Regions from separate parts of the Homo sapiens genome. Here region 2 is linked to region 1. A link is an interaction called in ENCODE POLR2A ChIA-PET data of the cell type or tissue named here. Cell type or tissue: IMR-90. All regions are shown on one strand.

Region 1 (8,000 bases):
TCGAACCTGGGAGGTGGAGGTTGCAGTGAGCCGAGATCATCACCCCTGCACTCCAGCCTAGGAGACAAAGCAAGACTCCATCTCAGGAAAAAAAAAAAATCAATTGGCTGTATATTTGTGAGTCTAGAAATAGACTCACTCTTCTTTTCATTGATCCATGTTCTCTATTTTTGCCTTTTGCTACACCATGTTGGCTACTATACCTTCGCAGTAAGTCTTGAAATGAAGTAGTATGAGTCCTCCAACTTTGTTCTTGTTAAAAATTGTTTTGGCTAACCTAGTTCTATATGAACTTTTAAATAAACCTCAATTTCTAGAAAACTATCTTGCTGGGATTTTTATTGGGGTTGCATTGATCTATATATCACTTCGAGAAAAATTGGCTTATTAGCAATATTGAGTTGTCCTATCCATGGATACAGTATTTCTATCCATTTATTTAGATCTTTGATTTCCTTTATCATTATTTTGTAGTTTCCAGCATATAAATCCTGCATAGTTTTGCATTTTAAATTTATAGCTAATTATTTCATTTTTGGTACTATTATAAATTATACTGTGTTTTAAATTTTGATTCCCAAATATTTACTGGCAACATTTAGAAATAAAAAATATGTTTATCTTTGTACCTTTTATTTATAATATTACTTTTCTAAAATGATTAATTCATTCTAGGACTCTTTTTATAGATTCCTCGGGGTTTTTTATATAAAAATCACATAGTCTGAACAGAGAGTTTTATATTTTCCTTTCCAAGCTGTATTTTTTTAAAAATCTTGTTTCTTGCCTTGCTGCACTATCTAGTACCTCCAGGATAATGTTGAAAAGGAGTGGTGAAAGCAGACATCCTTGCCTTAAACTCAGTCTTAGGGAGAAAACATTCAATCTTTCACTTGTAATACATTAGATGTAGATCTTTTTATCAGGATAAGGAGGTTTTCTAGTTTGTGGAAAATACTTATCATGAATGGATTTTGAATCTTGTCAAATGCTCTCTCTGCAACTACTGAGATGATCATGTGGTTTTTCTTATTTACTAAGTTGCTATAATGAATGACATTGACTCTCAAATCTTGAACAAGCCTTGTGTTCCTGGAATAAACTCTATGTGGTCATGACATGCTCTTCTTTTTATATATTGTTAGATTCAATTTACTAGTATTTTGTTAAGGATTTCACATCCATGTTTATGGGAATATTGCTCTCTAGTTTCCTTTCTTATTATGGAATGTCTTTGTTTGGTAAATGAGTTGGGAAGTGTTCTCTCCTCCTATTTTCTGAGAGAAAGTGTGACGTATTGGTATTTGTGTTTGGTAGAACTAACCAGCAAAACCAGTTTCATTGTTGGGAAGTTTTTAACTGCAAACTCAAAATCTTCAATAAATGTAAAATAATTCAGATGATTTAGTTCTTGAGTGAGCATTAACAGTTTATGTATTTCAAGAAATTGATTTCTTTCATCAAAGTTGTCAAATTTACTAGCATAAAGTTGTTCACAGTATTCCTTTATTAGCTTTTGTTTGTTTGTTTTGTTTTTTATTTTGTTTGTTTGAGACAGGGTCTCACTCTGTTGCCCAGGCTGGAGTGCAGTGGCGCAATCTCAGCTCACTGCAACCTCCGCCTCCCAGGTTCAAGTGATCCTCCTGCCTCATCCTCCCGAGTAGCTGGGACTACAGGTGTGTGCCACCACACCCAGCTAATTTTTGTATTTTTAGTAGAGACGGGGTTTCGCCATGTTGGCCAGGCTGGTCTTGAACTCCTTACCGCAGGTGATCTGCCCACCTCAGCCTCCCAAAGTGCTGGATTACAGGCATGAGCCACTGTACCCAGCCACTTATTAGCTTTTTAATGTCTGTCATGTCAGAAGGATCAGTGATGACGTCCCTACTTTCTTTTTTTTTCTTTTTTCTTTTTTTCTTTTTTTTTTTTGAGAAAGAATCTCCTTCTGTTGCCCAGGCTGGAGAGCAGTGGTGTGATCTCAGCTCACTGCAGCCTCCGCCTCCTGGGTTCAAATGATTCTCCTGCCTCAGCCTCCCGAGCAGCTGGGACTACAGGCACATGCCACCATACCCGGCTAATTTTTGTATTTTAATAGAGTCGGGGTTTCACCATTTTGGCCAGGCTAGTCTCGAGCTCCTGACCTCAAGTGATCTGCCTGCCTCAGCCTCCCAAAGTGCTAGGATTACAGGCGTGAGCCACCGCTCCCGGCCCTGCTACTTTCATGTTTGATATTGGTGATTTATAGCTTCTCTCTCTCTTTTTCTCAGTCTGGCTAAAGGTTTATCTTTTTTAAAAAATAAGCTTTTTGTTTCATTGATTTTTCTCTATTATTTTTCTACTTGTAATTTCATTGACTTTTGCTTTTCATCATTTCCTTCTATCTGTTTGCTTTGGGTTTAACTTGCTCTTCTCTCATTTCTTAAGTGGAAATTTTGGTCACTGATGTAAGACATACTTATTTTCTAATCTTAGCAATTAATGCTACAGGTTTCTTACTAATCACTGTTTTAGCTCCATCCCCATATTTTGATGTTATATTTTTATTTTCCTTCAATCAAAATGTTTTCTAATTTCCCTTGTGACTTTCTCTTTTACCCATGTTGTATTTAGAAATTGTGTTGTGTGTGTTATATCCAAATATATGGTGATTTTCCAAATATCTTTTTGTGGTTTATTTCTAATTTAATTATTTGATGATCTGAGGTCACGGTTTGTATTATTATTTTTTTTAATTTGTTGTGGCCGGGTGTGGTGGCTCACGCCTGTAATCCCAGCACTTTGGGAAGCCAGGGCACAGATCATCTGAGGTCAGGAGTTCGAGACCAGTCTGGCCAACATGGCCAAACCCCATCTCTATTAAAAATACAAAAATTTGCCAGGTGTGGTGGCACACACCTGTAATCCCAGCTACTCGGGAGGTTGAGGCAGGAAAATCGCTTGAACCCAGGAGGCAGAGGTTGCAGTGATCTGAGATCGCACCATTGCACTCCAGCCTGGGTGACAGAGCGAGACTCCAACTCAGAAAAAAAAAGAAATTTGGGCCAAGCGGGGTGGCTAACGCCTGTAAGCCCAGCACTTTGGGAGGCCGAGGCAGGTGGATTGCTTGAATCAGGAGTTTGAGACCAGCCTGGCCAACATGGTGAAACCCTGTCTCTACTAAAATACAAAAATTAGCTGGGCGTGGTGGTGGGCGCCTGTGATCCCAGCTACTAGGGAGGCTGAGGCAGGAGAATCACTTCTACCCAGGAGGCAGAGGTTGCAGTGAGCCAAGATCGTGCCACTGCACTCCAGTCTGGGCAACAGGGTGAGGCTCTGTGTAAAAAAAAAAAAAAAAAAAAACATTGTTATAGTTTGTTTTATTGGCCAGAATATTGTCTTTCTAGATAAATGTTCCATATACAACATTTGAAAAGAATGTGCATACTAATATTGTTGGGTGGAGTACTCTATAAATGTCAATTAAATATAGTTGGTTTCAAAAGTATTGTTCCAGTCTTTCATATCCTTATAACATTCTGTCAACTTCTATCAATTACTAGGAGGCGGATGTTAAAGTCTTTATATGTAATTGTGGATTTATTGCTACCATGTTTTGCTTTATGTATTTTGAAGCTCTGTTGTTAGGTATAAACACATTTAAGATTGTTATATCTTCTTGGTGAATTCACTGTTTATCATCATGTGATGTTTCTTTATATTCCTGATAGTATTCTTTATTCTAAAGACTATTTTGCCTAACATTAAGATAGCTACTCCAGCATTGTTTTGATTAGTGATTGTGTGGTATACCTTTATTCATACTTTTACTTTAAGCCTATCCTATAGCTTTATACTTGAAGTGGGTTTCTTGTAAACAATATCTAGTCAGGCCTTTTTTATACAATCTTACAATATCTACTTTTTTACAGTTTTTTGTTTGTTTGTTTTTGGTTTTGTTTTTTGAGATGGAGTCTCGCTCTGTCGCCCAGGCTGGAGTGCAGTGGCACGATCTTGGCTCACTGCAAGCTCCGCCTCCCGGGTTCAAACTATTCTCCTTCCTCAGCCTCCTGAGTAGCTGGTATTACAGGTGGGTGCCACCACACCCGGATAATTTTTATATTTTTAGTAGAGACGGGGTTTCACTGTGTTAGCCAGGATGGTTTCGAACTCCTGACCTCATGATCCGCCCGCCTTGGCCTCCCAAAGTGCTGGGATTACAGGCGTAAGCCACCACGCCTGGCCCTTTTTTACAGTTTTATTGAGATATAATTTATATATGCCTTTTGATATTGTCCCACAGGTCCCTGAGGCTTTGCTTATTGATTTTTCAATCTATAATGTGTTTCTCAGATTAGATGCTATCTATTATCTATCTTCAAGTTCATCAACTCTTCCTCTGTCATCTGCAATTTGCTATTGAGCCCATCCAGTGAATTTTTGAGTATGCTATTTTTTAGGTCTAAAATTTTCATTTAGGTTTTTTAAAAATAATTTCTAACTAGGTGGTGGCCACTGCACAAACTAGATTCTGCTCACTCTGGGCCTCACTCCACTTCCTCTGTGACAGATCATATGACACATGATATGTCAAGACATATCATGTCTGACAAACCTGATATGGCTGAGATCAAGAAATTTGATGTCAAAAATAGAAGAAGACAGAATTGCAAGAGAAAAATCCACTGCCTTCCGAAGAAACAATAGAACAGGAGAAGCAGGCAGACAAATCTTACGGAGGCATGCGCCGCCAATATGCACTGTACATTCAACGAGAATTGCCTTCTTATTTTACTTATTTTAGCTGTTAATTTTGTAAGATGCAAAGAGGTTGGATCAACTTTTAAAGGACTTTGCTGCCCTTTTCACATCAAACAATAGAAAACTGCTGACGATGAAGGCCACACCTACCTCTCCCATCTGCTTGTCTGGCTGTCAAGGAAGGAAAATAACTTGCATGTTGGTGAAGGAAGAAGAAGAGTAGGAAGACAGGTAAATCTAGAGTAAAACCAAGCTGCCCCAAGGTGTCCTGCAGGTTCTCAAATGCAGTTTAAATGAAGTTTAATTAGAGTGCCATTTTTCTTGTTCAAATGATTTTAATTATTAGAATGCACAAACTTTATTTTAAAATAAACAGTTTTAGGCTGGACGTGGTGGTTCATGCCTGTAATCCTAACACTTTGGGAGGCTGAAACGGGTGGATCACTTGAGGTCAGGAGTTTGAGACCAGCCTGGCCATCATGGTGAAACCCCACCTCCACTAAAAATACAAAAATTAGCTGGGTGTGGTGGCTCGCACCTGTAATCCCAGCTACTCAGGAGGCTGAGGCAGGAGAATCACTGTTCACATTAAATTATTGTATTTTCATCATTGCTATAGCAGTTAATCTTATTAAATAAAACATAGCAATTTAAATGCACTAAAGTCTTAAGACTTTTCCAGTTAAAGTTTGTTGAGCATGTAGAAATTACTTAGTATCTTAGAGTTCTAGGTGCAAAATATACTTTTTAATATCATTATTTTGGGAGGTTAGTCTTTCTACTCCCTACTCTCCTCTCTACCAGCCTCATCCAGAGAAATAACTCTCTCAAGGTACTGATAAGAGATGCCACAGTCAGGCTAGTCAATGGAGTGAAAGATGTCACTGCCAGATCCCCTGTATAGTGGCACAGACTCCTGGAATTGAAACGGAGCTAGCTTAAGGAGTCATTTAATCCAGACCTCTTTCTTCCTGCAAGGGGTCTGCCTGAAATGTCTAAGACAGATGGTTTGTCCTTAAAATTCACTAGGGACGGAGATTCTACAATATTACTCTGGAGTCTTTTCTAATGTTTAATCACTATTACTGTCAGGTCGGTTTAAGCTCTTTCCTGCTAGTTTTTCCTCTGCAGACATGGAAAACGGTTGAACACCAACCTCTTTATAATCACCTTGCCAATACGCAAAAACAGTTACCATGGTGCCCTTCGGCCTTGTTTTTTCAAAAGCATGTAATTTATCTCCTCTCCATTTTTAACACATCAATATTTTATCTCATTAATCATTTGGGTTAATTTTAATTAAACTCTTTCCATTTGTTATATATCACTTCTAATGTGGCATTACAGTAAGTTCTTAAATTGTAATGTGTTTTATTTTTAATTATTATAGGGTTAGGTAGAACAATACAAGTACTTATTGAGTTTGTTGTACCAGCAAGAAAAGGATAGGCAAATCTCTTGCTCCCACATAGTGTATATTCTAGTAGGAGAAATAAACAATAAAAACTATAAAAATTGATCTATAATATCATATAATGTTATGATAAGAATAAAACATCTTGTATTAACTAGAAAAATGCTAGGCTGCTATGATAGAGACCCAAAAATAATGCAGTTGTTTGAAAAAGAAGTTTGTTTCTCTTACTTAACAGTCCAAGGTAAATGTTCTGGATCATCAAGAAACTGCTCTATGAAGTCATTTGGGGACTCCAGTACTTCTATTATGCTGCATTACCATTCCTAAGATCATTATCATTAGCTCTATACTATAAGCTGAGTCACCCTGAGTTTCAGCCAGCAGGGAGGAGAAAGACAGAATGGATGAGGCTACCCTAGATTCAGAGGTGGCACACATCACTACCCCCGCATTCTGCAAGAAAACATAATTTCATGGCCACACTTGGCAAGGAGGCTGGGAAATGCATGCAATCTAACCACATGCCCAGGAAGTAGAGAATGTATGTAGGGGGAACAGATAGAGTGTTGCAAACACTGTCAATATTTCTCCCCAGTATCTTAAGATCCCCTTTTACCTATTTGTGTGTTTCTGCTTCCAACAACAAACCCCAGGCTGTTTTTCAGAAGACACTGGATCCCACTTGGCCAACATCAGAACATGCCTGGGAATTTACTTTCCCCCATTCCACAATGCCCCCAAGGGGACTGGTTGGCGCAGAACTATGAAAGACCAGCTCCCTTCCCCTCCAGTCAGGACAACTCAGGCATAACTTACCTTTCAGAGCTCCCCTTCAGACACAGGCTGAAGCAGCCCTCTGTGGGGTTAGCCTGAGATCCATACTCGCTTGGCTCTCTTTCTGTCCTGCTTTCCCCACTCCCTTATTGGTTTCTCCCAGGAGTGCTTTCCTAATAAATCACACACGAATCCTCATCTAAGGGCCTGCTTCTAGGAAACCCAATCTAAGGCATGGGATAAAGGGTTAAAGTGTGATAGAAGGTGCTGGATCATTTTTAGTGGCTTCCCACATATTATCAAAAGGAGTATTTGGACAAGTATGAATGACTTTAAGGAAGGAGGCCATTTCTCTTACTGTCTCCTGTCTCCAAAGGAAAGGAGGAAATAAAAACTGAAAAATAACAGACTGATCAGCGCCACTGGCCAGGCCTGTAGGCTAAAGATTAACCCCCACCCGGCAGGCGCCTGTAGTCCCAGCTACCTGGGAGGCTGAGGCGGGAGAATGGCGTGAACCCGGGAGGCGGAGCTTGCAGTGAGCCGAGATGGCGCCACTGCACTCCAGCCTGGGCTACAGAGCGAGACTCTGTCTCAAAAAAAAAAAAAAGAGAGATTAACCCCTACCCTAATCGCTTGTGCTATCTATAGATCACAGACAATGGTATGGAGAAATACTTGCCTTGCTCACCACCCCCACCTAGTCACGTACCCCATGCTTGCTCAATCTATCACAACCCTGTCATGTGCACCCCTTAGAGTTGTAAGCCCTTAAAAGGGCAAGGAACTCTTTCTTCGGGGAGCTCAGTTCTTGAGACGTGTCTGCCGAAGCTCCCGGCCGAAAAAAGCCACTTCCTTCTTTAACCCAGTGTCTGAGGGGTTTTGTCTGCGGCTCGTCCTGCTACAACTTAGCTCATAGATGTCACCACTACTACGGAAAAAAGAAAACTCTAAAATATGTGTTTTAATTGTTTTGCAAGGGTCACATTCACATACACAAACTTAACTTTTGCAATGTGGATATCTACAACCTGCTCAAAAAGTGAATGCAGTGGATCTGCAGTTGTGGAGAGCG
Region 2 (8,000 bases), 1.2 Mb after region 1:
TAGCTGAGCGTGGTGGTGGGCACCTGTAGTCCCAGCTACTTGGGAGGCTGAGGCAGGAGAATGGCGTGAACTCAGGAGGTGGAGCTTGCAGTGAGCCAAGATCACACCACTGCACTCCAGCCGGGCAACAGAGCAAGACTCCATCTCAAAAAAAAAAAAAAAAAACATATATATGTATCAAAAGAATTCTGATGGTTTGTCTATTTGAAGTCAGTGGTCTTATTTCTCTCAATAGGTACTGAAAGAAAACTTAATTTGTAGGTTTTTGTTACTCTGATTCTTGTGTCAGATTTTGTTTATCAGTAAGAAATGTAAATACAGAATGTAAAAGCAGTTTTGTGAGCTTGGGCAGGTTACTTGGTTCCTTTTTAATCCCGTGCGCTCTGGCAGATTGGTGTGCCAGCAGGCCCCTTGAATGTTGATTTTTTACATGGTGTGAGATACAAGTGAGATTACTCAAATGTTTCATGAAAATAATTACCAGAATAATAAGTTTATGACTTAATGTACTTGAAACACTAAATTAGGTCTGATGGTGGGTCTGATTTCTAACATTGAAGTTGTGATGTATAAGTGATAATGTGGTTTAAATTGTACTTTAAGACAAGTACAGTGAAATGCCAGTGGTTCATTGCCTGGAATATTGAAGGAAATGTTATGTGTTAGTAAAAATGAAGAAACTTTCTTCCCATCAAAATTGTCAGACCTAAAATCTATACAGGTTAAGAACTCCTGTTTTTAACCTGATTTCCTCCCCCCCACCTCCACACATGCACACACACACTTTTTTTTTGGTAAAATGGATTTATAATTCCCTCCCTTCAGTAAATCAGAAGGTTAAATTCAATAGCTTAAAGAACTTAGTACCTGTCTTATGGACCCTAAAGATAGTGTCTTGGTAATGCTGGATACTGTCTTACAAGGATATCCTGAAGCATACCTAAAATTTTAATGGGTGATAAAAGTTATGTCAATGTCTTAAGCGTTTCTCCCCCACCCCCCAACATAGGATTGAAGTTTTCTTTTGTTTTTTGTTTTTTTGAGACGGAGTCTCGCTCTGTCTCCCAGGCTGGAATGCAGTGGCGCGATCTCTGCTTACTGCAAGCTCCACCTCCCGGGTCCACGCCATTCTCCTGCCTCAGCTTTCCGAGTAGTTGGGACTACAGGCGCCCGCCACCACGCCCGGCTAATTTTTTGTATTTTTAGTAGAGACAGGGTTTCACCGTGTTGAACAGGGTCTCGATCTCCTGACCTCGTGATCCACCCGCCTCAGCCTCCCACCTGGGATTACAGGCGTGAGCCACCACACCCGGCCCTGAAGTTTTCTAGTCTTTAATTTTTTTCAAGTTCTCAAGTGTCAAAACAGCATCAACTGAAAACAAAGTGCCCTGGTAGCTATCATCTTTAAATTGGAATGAGAATTATCTTGTATATATTCTGAGGCTTAGTCACAAATATAGATATGGCAAACATATTTGAGCAGCGCTCCCCTCAAAAACAGGAACTTGGGAAATCTTGGCAAGAAGAAAGGTTTTTATACAAAGTTGTGCAATTACAGTTTGATAGTCAAATTTGAGGACAGTCAGGTATAAAGCTCTCAATTCAAATGCAGATCAAGAGAAATGAACACTTGGTTTTATTAGTCATGGCATAGTTGAGATTTGTTATTTGAAATTTGTAATTTCTCACAATAATTTTTTATTCTTCACTGTAATATTTTTAGGTACCATAAGTTTCTATGGCCAGTTCCCTCGTATGAATTGGTCAGAATACGTTGAAGTTTACTACCAAAGAATGTCTGTTTTTGTCTGCCCAGCAATGCTCTTCCCCCTTCAAATATCAGTCAATGTTAGGTGCTCCAGATAGCTGCTGCTGAGATTCTTGCCACCATCTCTGCACTCACAATTTGGTCTAAGAATAGACAGTTTGTTCAAGACCTGGGATTATGTTCTGAGTTTGGAAAAGTGATGTCTTCTCCCGAGATTCCCCATCACCACACCATCAGAGGAAGGAAGTTCCTTGATAGCACGTGAAAAATATTCAGGACCCCAAATCTTCACACTTGGCTTGGTGTGGTGGCTCCCGTGTAATCCTAGCACTTTGGGAGGCCAAGGCAGGCAGATCACTTGAGGTCAGGAGTTCCATACCACCCTGGTCAACATGGTGAAACCCTGTCTCCACTAAAAATGCAAAAAAAAAAAAAAAAAAAAAAAAAATTTAACCAGGTGGGTGGCAGGTACTTGTAATCCCAGCTACTTGGGAGGCTGAGGCAGGAGAATCACTTGAACCTGGGAAGTGCGGGTTGCAGTGAGCCAAGATTGTGCCACTGCACTCCATCGTGGGTGACAGAGTGGGACTCCATCTCAAGAAAAAAAAAAAATCTTCACATTTGAACCCTTAGATTCATTAGTCCTTGAAGTCATTTTCAATCCTGAACTTTAACAGTGAAATTCTCTAGTAAGCTAATTTGACTGGATTCACTTGTAGCCAAAAAGCATAATACAAGACCAAAGGAAATTGACAAAACACCCATCATTTATGCAATGTTTACTATGAGCTAGGCGCAGTGCTTTTTGTGGGGTGACCCACTGAGTACCACTCTGCTTTATAGATGAGAAAATATGCTTAAGAGGAGGCAGGAGAATGGCGTGAACCCGGGAGGTGGAGCTTGCAGTGAGCCGAGACAGCGCCAATGCACTCCAGCCTGGGTGACAGAGCGAGACTCTGTCTCAAAAAAAAAAAAAAAAAAAAGTGCTAAAGTGAGTTGCTAAACGCCATTCTAGGAATTAGCAGCAAGCCCATGCAGTGTTGCTAGGAGTCTTCACTGAATAGTTACACATGCAGTGCTTATTTTAAACATACTTAATGAATCTCCATTTCCTCACTTTAAAAAGGCAAAACAATATGAACAAGTGAAACCTGCTTAGGTGAAGAAATAATCGATAACTGAATGGCTCGTTGGAAAGCATGCAGATTTTCAAAGGGTTTTGAGGGGACTTGTTTTTGTACACTCTAGTTAACGTCTAATAGATCTCTCGGTATGTCCAAAAAGGAACTGATTTTCCCACGTGGGTCTCCCTCTATCCAGTCTTCTCCATCCTCAGACAACTCAATTCTTAAAGATGTTAAACTTCTTGACTCACATCCATTCTACCAGAAAATCCTTTTAGTTCTCTGAGACATGGCAGAATCCAATGTCCCTGACTACCCCTCTTCTATCACTCTAGACCAAGCTGCCATCATAATGCATGAACCTCTCAATTGGTTTTCTACTCCCATCCTTACCCTCTATACTGTTCTCAACACACAAGCCAGAGGAAATGTTAAAAGTTGTAGCTCTGAGGCATTTTATAGAAAGTTGATACTCATACACATAAAAAGTAGTAGGAACCTAAAATTCATCATACATTGATTTCATTTTTGAGCTTGACGTAGTAAATCCTTAGCTTCATTGATTTGGGTTGCTATATAAGGAGATCCTTCTTTGGGCGATTTAAGATCATATTTGTTACTGAGCATCTCTTATTTTTCCTTTAATGGCAGTAAGGCTTAGAGGTAGTATTGCTGCTTCCCATTTTGTCCTTTTTAGTTCAAGCCCACCTCTCTAATAGCCACCGCTGAAGGCAGATTTTGGTAGACTTTGAAAATCCTGTTTTACTTCAGGCTATATGTGCTTCCTGACTTGCAAAACCTGCAGCAGAAATGGCCAGTCCAGCTGCCACCACTGTACTGACCGTGGCTGCAGCTCAGCTTCTTTCACCTCCATCTGGATTGGTACAGCCACCTGCCACTAACTACACTCCTTTACCAGAAAGCTAGGCAGCCACTGCCAGCAGTCACAAACCCCAGAGGGAACTTTAAAAAAACAGTTGAGTGTTACTCCTGAACAGCACCATTAGCGCCCCACCTCACTTACGTAGACTTACGAGGCTCTGTCATATTCCACCCCCATCCCTTTCTTCAGCCACATTGTCCTTGTTTTTTCTCAAATGTGGTTCAGCCTTTGGACCTGCTGTGTCTTGTCTGCAGTGTTCTTGGCTATGAGAACAGCTTCTCCCACACCTTCAAATGTTGCCACTTCAGTAAGGCTCTTCCCATTTACAGCCTTAAGTTGTGACGCTTTTTACTGGTTTTCCCCGTCCAGTTCCTTCTAACATAGTGGAGTATGCTTGTTACCTCCCCTTCGCTAGAATGCAAGTTCCAGGCCAGGCAGGGATATTGGTTTTGTCCTTTCTACTTCAAACTCTGCCTAGGGTATAGTGGGCGTATGTCTACTGATGGAAATAAATGAATCAGTGCTTTCATGTCAGTGTGTAACATTTTCTTGGGTTTAGATGTACCTGCTATTGAAGAGGCAAAGTATCCTCTTGATATACTTTATTTCTCTGTAACCCTGGTACTAGAAATGTAGTATAAAATTATTTTTATATTTTCAAATAAAACATTCTGAAAATGCAAAACATCTAAATTAAATGGATGATTATCTTATGGAAAATACTGTGTGAATAAACTCAAAGGAATCCCAAACAAATAATTTAACAGTCATAATAATCCTTTATTAGTACCAGCTCTTAAAATTTTTTTTTTTTGCCAGAGCTAAACAATTTAATATAAAAAATGCCATTTTTTGTCCATACAGTATTTATAAAAAAGTACATAGTGGTTAGTTTTGCAATAATTTCTTTTTAGCCAGATGTCATATCATCATATAAATCTATGAATATAACAAATGACATAAGAACAGTATAAATAAGTTTTTGTAGTATTTACACTTACACAGAAACTAGCCCAAATGGTGTCCTAAGAAATTGTTTACAGTTAAAGTGAAACTACTGATTCAACATACTGACACTCCAATGCTTTTTAAAGTTTCGTATTATTTTCTATACTAGTTTTGGCTATGATTTTGCATAGAATTACTTATAAAGTATGAGCATTTCACATCACAGTAGGAGCTTTTAGTATAATAGTACAAAAAAACTAGCTCAGAAAAGGTCAAATCCTCCTAAATCTAGTTTTTCTTAACATCTGGCTTCTTACTTTTGGGAACAAGGAAAACATTGCCATCTCTTGTTTGCTGCAGGGAGTATTCACTAGGAGAATAAGGTTTTCCATCTTCATCACGTAGCATGCTGAAAACTTCGAGATATAAGGTGCTGAGTTGTTTTTTCAGTAGGTGAAGGCTTTTGTCATTTTCTCCTTTTTCTTTGAGCAATTTTTCTTTTTCATCTTTCAAATGATCTAAATCTTGCTCTAGTTCTACTATATTTTCCAGTTTTCTTTTTCTGCAATTCTGAGCAGCCACTTTATTCTTACCCCTCCTACGTATATCCCGAATTAATGCAAGTTGAGCTTCATTGAACTGCTCTTTGGACATCATTTCGTTGAAGTCAACAACAGGGAGGTTAATGATTTTTTCTACAGGGAATGGGATATGGAGAGCTTTTGCCCTAAGTTCATCTCTTGTGAGATGAGCCTCCAAGCGGCTTGAATGTTTGTCTTTTGTGAATGGGGTTTTCCGATGACCAGGACTTACAGGCAATTCTTTCTCTGGTGTGTTCTCACATTGGGCATCATGCACGTGAGTGCTCTGCCCCTGAGATGGTGACAAGGGTTGTACCATATCCCCAGAAGAATGTACTGGTGTTTTAGGACCATTCTGTTTGACACTTCCAGGGGCACTATCTAGCTCTTCCACTTCAGAATCACTGAGGCCAAGTAGTGTGTCTCCATAGCTGGAAGATTCCACTGAGTGTTCTGGTGATGCCACACTGGGACTTGTGTTTAGTGAAATGCCGGAGTCAGAATCATTGAATTCTGCTGTGCTTTCAGGGTGGTTTTGGTTGAAAGCTTTGCAAAGTGATAGATCAGAAACATCAATGGGCCCATTTAGAAGTTCAGAGAGTGAATGGCTTAAAGTAGCAGGTGAGGGCATGCTGTTGCTGATACTGGGCTCAGCTATGAAAGCAGAATAAAATTCATCACCAAAATCTGTGTTGACTGTGGCATCTGAATTTAATGAGTTCACTGTCAACTGGTTGGGGTCTTCTGTGGAGAGGATGCTGCTGAAGGAATCCTCAAAAGCATTAAGAAAATGTGGACTACAGTTACCTACTTCTTTTTCCATTGAGGGTATAGATGAGTAAAAATGATAATTGTCAACTTCTGTCAGTTTGGCTTCTGGACTTGGAACCATGGTAGTCTCAACCAGCTTGTCATTTTCAATATTAAGACACTGCATGAGAAGGAAGTTTATACTATATAAATCAAAGTTAATCCATGATAATACGTGATAAATTTAGATAAACTCCCTACCCACATTATCTTCAGGCTTATCTCTATAATTTATTATCTATAATTCAGAGATAATTCTCATTTCCAATACATATTTACGCCTAAGCGTTATGTATTATTTTCAGAGTTCCCAGATCAGACGTCAGGTTTATAACATTCTATCCTCAAGATGTCCAACCAATTTAACTAGCATGGGCAGTACTCATGACTAAGTTAATAGCACCCTCCAATCCTTCCTATAAATAGGTGGTATATAAATAATCAGAATGACTAAAGGCACTGAATATAAAAAAAATCTCCAGTATTACATTCTATTTTAGTTACCTGTAACTCAGGAATGGATAATAGCTCCTCCCAAACTTGCTCAATGTCCTGTTGCATACCGTCTAAATCAACAGGGGCTACCTGAGCAACAGAAGTTTCAGGTGACTGAGCCTGATTAGTAGCAATGAAGACTGGGCTCTCGATGTGACCGGGAATATCAGGAACAAGTGACTGAAACGTAGCCGAAGAAACCTAAAATTGATAAGGCATTGATTTATGAGTCTTCCACCAACAGGGGATGAGTAAGCTCTAAGGCACCACTACAAAACAAAATGGAATCAGCTGCAGTTCTGTGTCTCTCTACTTACTAACCAGTCATGACCCCGTTTGTAAATAACAAATCTTTTTTTCCTACCCCACTGACTCAAATTTATAATTTGCTGGTCTGTTTCAGCTTAAGCATTTGAAAGTAAACTTTAAAATGCGTAAGTACAATCTTTAGGATTTAGTTTATATAATATCTAGCACAGTGGTACTAGATAAAACAGATTTATTAAAATTGTTAACTGAACAAGTCTTCGTTTATTGCCCAGCTGGCTCTTTACTCACCAAACCTCTTAGATACTTGCAGCAAATGGGTTATTTGTTTCCATGGTTATGCTGTCCATGTTTCTGGCTATGCAATAGTCAATGGTTTTGGTTTTGTATTGTGTGAAGGGTTTTTTTTTTTCTTAATTGTAAAGTTATTTATAGGCTAAGGTTTCCTTGACAAGAGTATTTCCTTGGTTAAAAAATTTCCTCCTAAAAATGTTTTTATTCTTTTAAATGGAGATTCATTGACGGGACTTACATAGAATAGATTGTTATTTTATAGTTATGATGGAGTTTTTCTATTAACCAGGTTATTTTATACCTCACCTCATTGTCATCTACAAACGGGAATGTCTGCGCCAAAAGCTGCATGCAGTCATCAAAGTACAAAGCATCTGATTTGGGAATGTGGGCAACCTGATAAAAGGGAATGACACAAAGGAAAACAAAAATGGTTAAATATTCCATTGCCAAGCTAAATATTCAATAATTGATGTTCATAAAATATTTATAATCAAGTTAAGTAAATATTTATCTTATTTCAGAGATCACTTTGATGCACAATTTGAACTAGACCACATGGGTTCAGATCTTAGCTCCTCCAATTTTCTGAGTGATCTGGGCAAATTATTTAACCTTTGTGAGCTTCAGTTGCTCATCGTAGATAAAACAGGGATAATGGTAACTAATTAATATAGTTGTGTTAATTAAATCAGTCAGTATATGTTCTTAAAACAGTGCTTGCCACACACAGTAACGCCAGTAATCCCTGCTACTTGGTTCTCCTGCTACTACTTCTGTTGCTGCTACTTGATCCTTACAGGATGTTTCTATACTTTACAAAACTCTTT

What was found. ChIA-PET counts read pairs that join two places held together with the same protein. Peaks named below come from ENCODE experiments on the same cell type or tissue, not always from the same donor. Only the 100,000 strongest peaks of a DNase experiment are listed, where the experiment ranks them.
Region 2: POLR2A ChIA-PET joins it to region 1 with 23 read pairs; 2 of 35 experiments call an interaction of 5 or more read pairs at or near these places.

Annotation. Positions count from the first base shown.
Region 1 is chr2:176,012,352-176,020,351 of GRCh38, forward strand. It overlaps the pseudogene LOC107985963. Among named protein-coding and RNA genes, the nearest start is that of LNPK, 14 kb to the left of the region's middle. In IMR-90, no CTCF peak of the experiment used is centred here; no DNase peak of the experiment used is centred here.
Region 2 is chr2:177,225,774-177,233,773 of GRCh38, forward strand. NFE2L2 (NFE2 like bZIP transcription factor 2) reads right to left here. Exons shown (of 5, transcript NM_006164.5): 3 at 7,477-7,566; 4 at 6,619-6,810; 5 at 4,535-6,235. The coding sequence ends at 5,012. It also overlaps the pseudogene DNAJC19P5. Among named protein-coding and RNA genes, the nearest start is that of HNRNPA3, 17 kb to the left of the region's middle. In IMR-90, no CTCF peak of the experiment used is centred here; no DNase peak of the experiment used is centred here; H3K27ac peaks cover 846 bases.